Regions from separate parts of the Homo sapiens genome. Here region 1 is linked to region 2. Evidence: read pairs that join two places in POLR2A ChIA-PET (ENCODE). Cell type or tissue: HCT116. All regions are shown on one strand. Region 1 overlaps GSS (glutathione synthetase). Region 2 holds the start of ACSS2 (acyl-CoA synthetase short chain family member 2).

What was found. Peaks named below come from ENCODE experiments on the same cell type or tissue, not always from the same donor. Only the 100,000 strongest peaks of a DNase experiment are listed, where the experiment ranks them.
Region 1: POLR2A ChIA-PET joins it to region 2 with 16 read pairs; 28 of 35 experiments call an interaction of 5 or more read pairs at or near these places.

Annotation. Positions count from the first base shown.
Region 1 is chr20:34,943,342-34,945,841 of GRCh38, forward strand. All of the region lies in intron 3 of GSS (glutathione synthetase), which reads right to left. Among named protein-coding and RNA genes, the nearest start is that of GSS, 11 kb to the right of the region's middle. In HCT116, no CTCF peak of the experiment used is centred here; a DNase peak (open chromatin) is centred at 1,020.
Region 2 is chr20:34,875,098-34,877,597 of GRCh38, forward strand. ACSS2 (acyl-CoA synthetase short chain family member 2) reads left to right here and starts at 1,515. Exons shown (of 18, transcript NM_018677.4): 1 at 1,515-1,726. The coding sequence starts at 1,549. RefSeq lists enhancers at 734-813, 834-883 and silencers at 1,154-1,293, 1,374-1,803. In HCT116, a CTCF peak has its summit at 854; a DNase peak (open chromatin) is centred at 1,194; H3K4me3 peaks cover 2,012 bases; H3K27ac peaks cover 1,424 bases.

The DNA.
Region 1 (2,500 bases), 68 kb after region 2:
CTGCACCGAAGAAGAGCTAGAAAATGACATGATGTATCTATTCTACTTGAATAGCTCTGATGGTTGGCAAGCCTTCTGGTTGACCTAATACTAACTCTCCATAGCTTTTCCTACCCTCTGCGACCTCCCAGGGTGAGCCTTCTCCTCCTCCTCCACAGCAGCCCTTGGAGATTAGAAGACAGCAGTTATGCCCTGTGCACCAATAAGATTTTTCTGACCCAAGCTAAATATCCTGGGTTTTTTTTGTTTGTTTGTTTCTTCTTCAACTAGTCCTCATATGATGTGATTTCCTCAGGGAAGCCTTCCCTATCTGAGTCAGATCCCCCTACTATGTGTTCTCATAGAACTAAGAACCACTCCTTTACAGCACTGACTGCAGTTGCAATTTTACATTTTCTTTGTGTGATGATTAGTGTCATCTCTCCTGTTTGACTATAAACCTCATGAAGGTAATGGCTGTGTCTATGCAGGCTCATCGTCACAGCTCAGTGTACTGCCATGACATGTGACATGTGTTAGGGGCCTATCCAGTATGGTTTTCTGAAGTCTCAACAAGAGCCACAGTAAGAAGGAATCCACAGGTGATTAACATCACACTTACTGCCCTTTGAGATTCAGGGTGGATTCTGCACACCTGCTCAAGCCTGAATCACCTTGTTACAGAAACGTCACAGCAGACCAGTGGGGGGAAGCCAAGTAGCCCAGGCCTGCCCTGAAGTTCCTCTGCTCCTCAGCCAGCTCTCTCCCAAGGGTGAGCTCTCTCATGCCAGCCCTTGGTTAGGAGGAGAGTCCCAGCTGGGCTTCAGCCTCCAAGGAAGTTGAGACACACTTTCCTTTTTCTGAAGAGGTGCTCCCCTTCATGTTTTGTAGGGGGCTCTTCTCCCTTAGGAACTAGGGTTTATATGTGTATGAGAGGAGAGAGGAACAGAGAAGGCAGGGGTTGCAAAGATGAGCTGCAAGTCTCCTTCATAATTGCATCATTAGGGTTATAAGCCAGGCTGCTCATGTTTCCCACAATCCAGGATTGCAGGTACAAAGCTGGGCCCATTCCAAGAAACAGCTCAGGGGCAAGGTGGTGGGCAGATTCATACATTCATGACTCATTGGGTTTTTGGCTACAAGTCAATGGTTTCCAAGCTTCTTACCATTATGACCCCTTCTCATATTCACCCACACATTTTTAAAAGATTTTGTCTCCAACAAAAGTCTAATTTCTGTTGAAAAATTAATCAAAGACATGCAATTACAGGTTGGATATCCCTTATCCGAAATGCTTGGGACCAGAAGTCTTTCGGATTTTGGAAGATTTGCATATACGTAATGAGACATCTTGGGGATGGGACTCAAGTCTAAACACAAAATTCATTTGTTTCATATACACCTTATACTCATAGCCTGAAGATTATTTTATACAATATTTTAATTAATTTTGTGCATGAAACAAACTTTTGACTGTGTTTTGACTGCACCTGTCACATGACATCAGGCGTGGCGTTTTCCACTGGTAGAGTCATGTGGTGTTCAACAAGTTTTGAATTTTGGAGCATTTCAGCTTTTGGATTTTTGGATTAGGGATGCTCAACCTGTACAGTATATACACATCTAGCATGTATATGTAAATACATAATATTTCTAGATATTTAATTCTACAATGAATATATATACATATATATATGTATTATTATTTCTTTTTTTTTGAGATGGAGTCTCGCTCTGTCGCCCAGGCTGGAGTACAGTGTCGTGATCTTGGCTTACTGCAGCCTCTGCCTCCTGGGTTCAAGCGATTCTCCTGCCTCAGCCTCCCAAGTAGCTGGGATTATAGGCACCCGCCACCACACCCAGCTAATTTTTTTATATTTTTAGTAGAGACGGGGTTTCACCATGTTGGCCAGGCTGGTCTCAAACTCCTGACCTTAAGTGATCCACCCACCTCGGCCTCCCAAAGTGCTGGGATTACAGGCCTGAGCCACCGCGCCCAGCCTATATATATTTAATTCTAAAATAAATAAAGAAATTTTAAGAAATTGCCCCAGAATCTGAAGAAAAAAAAAAAAAGATCAAGGGAAAGAGACAGAGAAGGGCGGATGGGCTGAACCATTTCAGAGGTTGCTTCCTCATGCCCTGAGTGTGGCCCAGTCTGTACCCCATCCCATCCAAAGATGAGAGGCCTGAGGTGACAAGAAAGTGTCGCTGCTTAGGAGAAGTAGAAAATCTGACTTTAACCCAATAACCTTCCCTACCTCTGTTTTCCTCCAAAACCAGGCTGACTTCCCCTAATTCCAAATGGAAATATCAGTCTTCAAAGTAGGGTGTCACGGATTACAGAATGTCAACAATAAAGGGATCTTGGATTTAAGCCAGTCTCTTCATTTTTCAGATGAAGAAACCTTAGGCCCAGAGAAGGAAAGGGAGTGGCTTGAGGCCATATAAATAACTGGTCGAGCCAGGATTAGAAGCCAGCTTTCCTGACTCCTATGACTTTTTGTTCTTTGGAGGTACC
Region 2 (2,500 bases):
AAATGATGGTGAGGTGGGCACTTCTTTGTGGTGAGTGCAGGTGAGAGATGGAGGAGGGTCCTGCCTGACTTCTTTCTGGGGTGGAGGGGCTAGAGAGAAGCTAGAGGTAATTAAGCCCAGGTTGTGGTGGTGGTGGTGGGGGTTTCCCTTGGTGGAGTAAAGAGATTGTGAAGGAAAGAAGAGAATGTGGGCCAGGTGTGGTGGCTCACGCCTGTAATCCTAGCACTTTGGGAGCCCAAGGCGGGCAGATCACCTGAGGTCAGGAGTTCAAGACCAGCCTGGACAACATGGTGAAATCCCATCTCTACTAAAAATACAAAAATTAGCTGGGTGTGGTGGTGTGCACCTGTAATTCCAGCTACTCGGGAGGCTGAGGCAGGAGAATTGCTTGAATCCAGGAGGCAGAGGTTGCAGTCAGCCGAGATTGTGCCATTGCACTCCAGCCTGGGCGACAGAGCGAGAGACTCCATCTCAAAACAAAAACAACAACAAAAAAAGAGAATGTGAATGATTTTTCCTATTTGCACAGACTTTGATATTTTACAAGCCTTAGCTTCAAGCCTGACGAGGAAGTAAAACCAAATCTGGAGTCAAAGAACCTAGCTTTGGCCCTAACTTGGTCGTTATTTGCTCTCTGACTGTGCACCAGTTCCTTCCCTTTCCTGGGTTTGCCATTTGTGCAATTAGGAGGTGGGCTTATTACAAAAAACCTGAAGGTGTCTCCTAGTCTTCACTTATTGAGTCTTGTACTTTAGATCTGGATGGAGATTTGTGAAGGCAAGGAGATTGAAGACATGTCCTCATAAGAGGGAGAAAATCTGAGCTGGTTCCAGGGTGAGCAGAGAGGAGGTGCTGTCGCCAGAGCATGCCCTCAAGGTCATGGGAGAAGTTTTTCCGGAGGACGAGAATGTGGGTGTGGCTCAGAGAGGGGGGACCTGGAGGGAAGGGTGTCACCTGGAAGGAACTGGTGATAGTCAGGACTGTGCAATCAGATCACGGGGCGGCTCCGCGATGGACCTTACTCAACTCCTCTCCTTAGTCCATCCCTTTCCCTTTCGATCCTTGCCTTAACCCAACCCCTTATCTGTCACTCCAAGACCCCACCCCACTCTGGTCACTCCATGGCTCTGCCTCCTCTCCTGTCACAACCAGCCGGGTTACTCCCCATCACTCCATGGGCCCACCTCCTCTCCTGTCCCGCCTGGCCCCGCCCCTCCCTTGGCACTCCACGGTTCCACCCTCTCCCTTGTCACACCCGGCCCCGCCCCTTCTGCTTTCACTCGACGGCGTCACTCCTTCCGGCAAGTCAGCTCCACCCCTATCCCTCGACTTTTCCTTATAGTATTTCTGTCCTTGCCAACCTCGATCCCTCCCCAACCAGACACGGCCCCGCCCCCTCTGGCACCGCCCACCCGCCAGACTAAGCCACTCCCCCACTCACCAGGCCCCGCCCCTCTACGGAGGCCCCGCCTCTAGTTCGGCCTGTTTTCTCAGTCCCGGCACCCGCCGCGACCGCAAAGGCGGCCGCGGTTCTAGGAACTTGACGTGATGGGGCTTCCTGAGGAGCGGGTCCGGAGCGGCAGCGGGAGCCGGGGCCAGGAGGAAGCTGGAGCCGGAGGCCGGGCGCGGAGTTGGTCTCCGCCGCCCGAGGTCAGCCGCTCCGCGCACGTCCCCTCGCTGCAGCGCTACCGCGAGCTGCACCGGCGCTCCGTGGAGGAGCCGCGGGGTGAGGCCCGGCCCGGGCGGGCCTGGGGTGTCAGTGAGGAGAAGAGTGGGGGCTCCCTGGGGGAGTCGGGGGCTCCCTTGGGAAGCTGAGGGGTGGGTGAGGAGATGGAGGTTCTGTGAAGGAAGAATTGCGGTTCTTTGAAAATGGAAAAGGGATTCCGGGAGGAGACGAGGGTTCCATGGGAGCTGGGGAGTTCCCTGCAGACTTGGAGGGTCCGTGGTGGAGATGCGGGTTTTTGCGAGGAGACGCGGGATTCCGTGAGGGAAGAAGTGAGGTTCCTTGAGATTGGGACGGGGAGGTCGGCCAAGAGAGTGAAAGTTTCATGGGAAGAGAAGGGGAGTTCCTGAGGCGAAAAGAGGGTCTCTAAGGGGCGACGGGAGCCTTGAAGGGAGGAGGGCCACGAATAGAACTTTCTTTGCTTCCCTTTCACACCAGCTCAGCCACTGCCTCCTGAGACCCTTAACCTGTGAACTGTTGAGGGCAATAACGGGTCTGGTTCCCATCTTGGGGTCCTCAGATTAGTAATGGAGTCCCCGATCTATTTTTAGTATATCGGACATCCTAATGGAAATTACGCGGTATAAGACTGAACGAGTTACTACGATGTCAAGTTGTTTTATTTATTTTTTTAACTTGGGCTGGGATTGTATTAGTAATAGTTCAGAAGTTCTGATAGATGGTTCCATGTCTGTTAAAATGTATGAGGAAAATCGGCCAGGAGCAGTGGCTCACGCCTGTAATCCCAGCACTTTGGGAGGCCGAGGCGGGCGGATC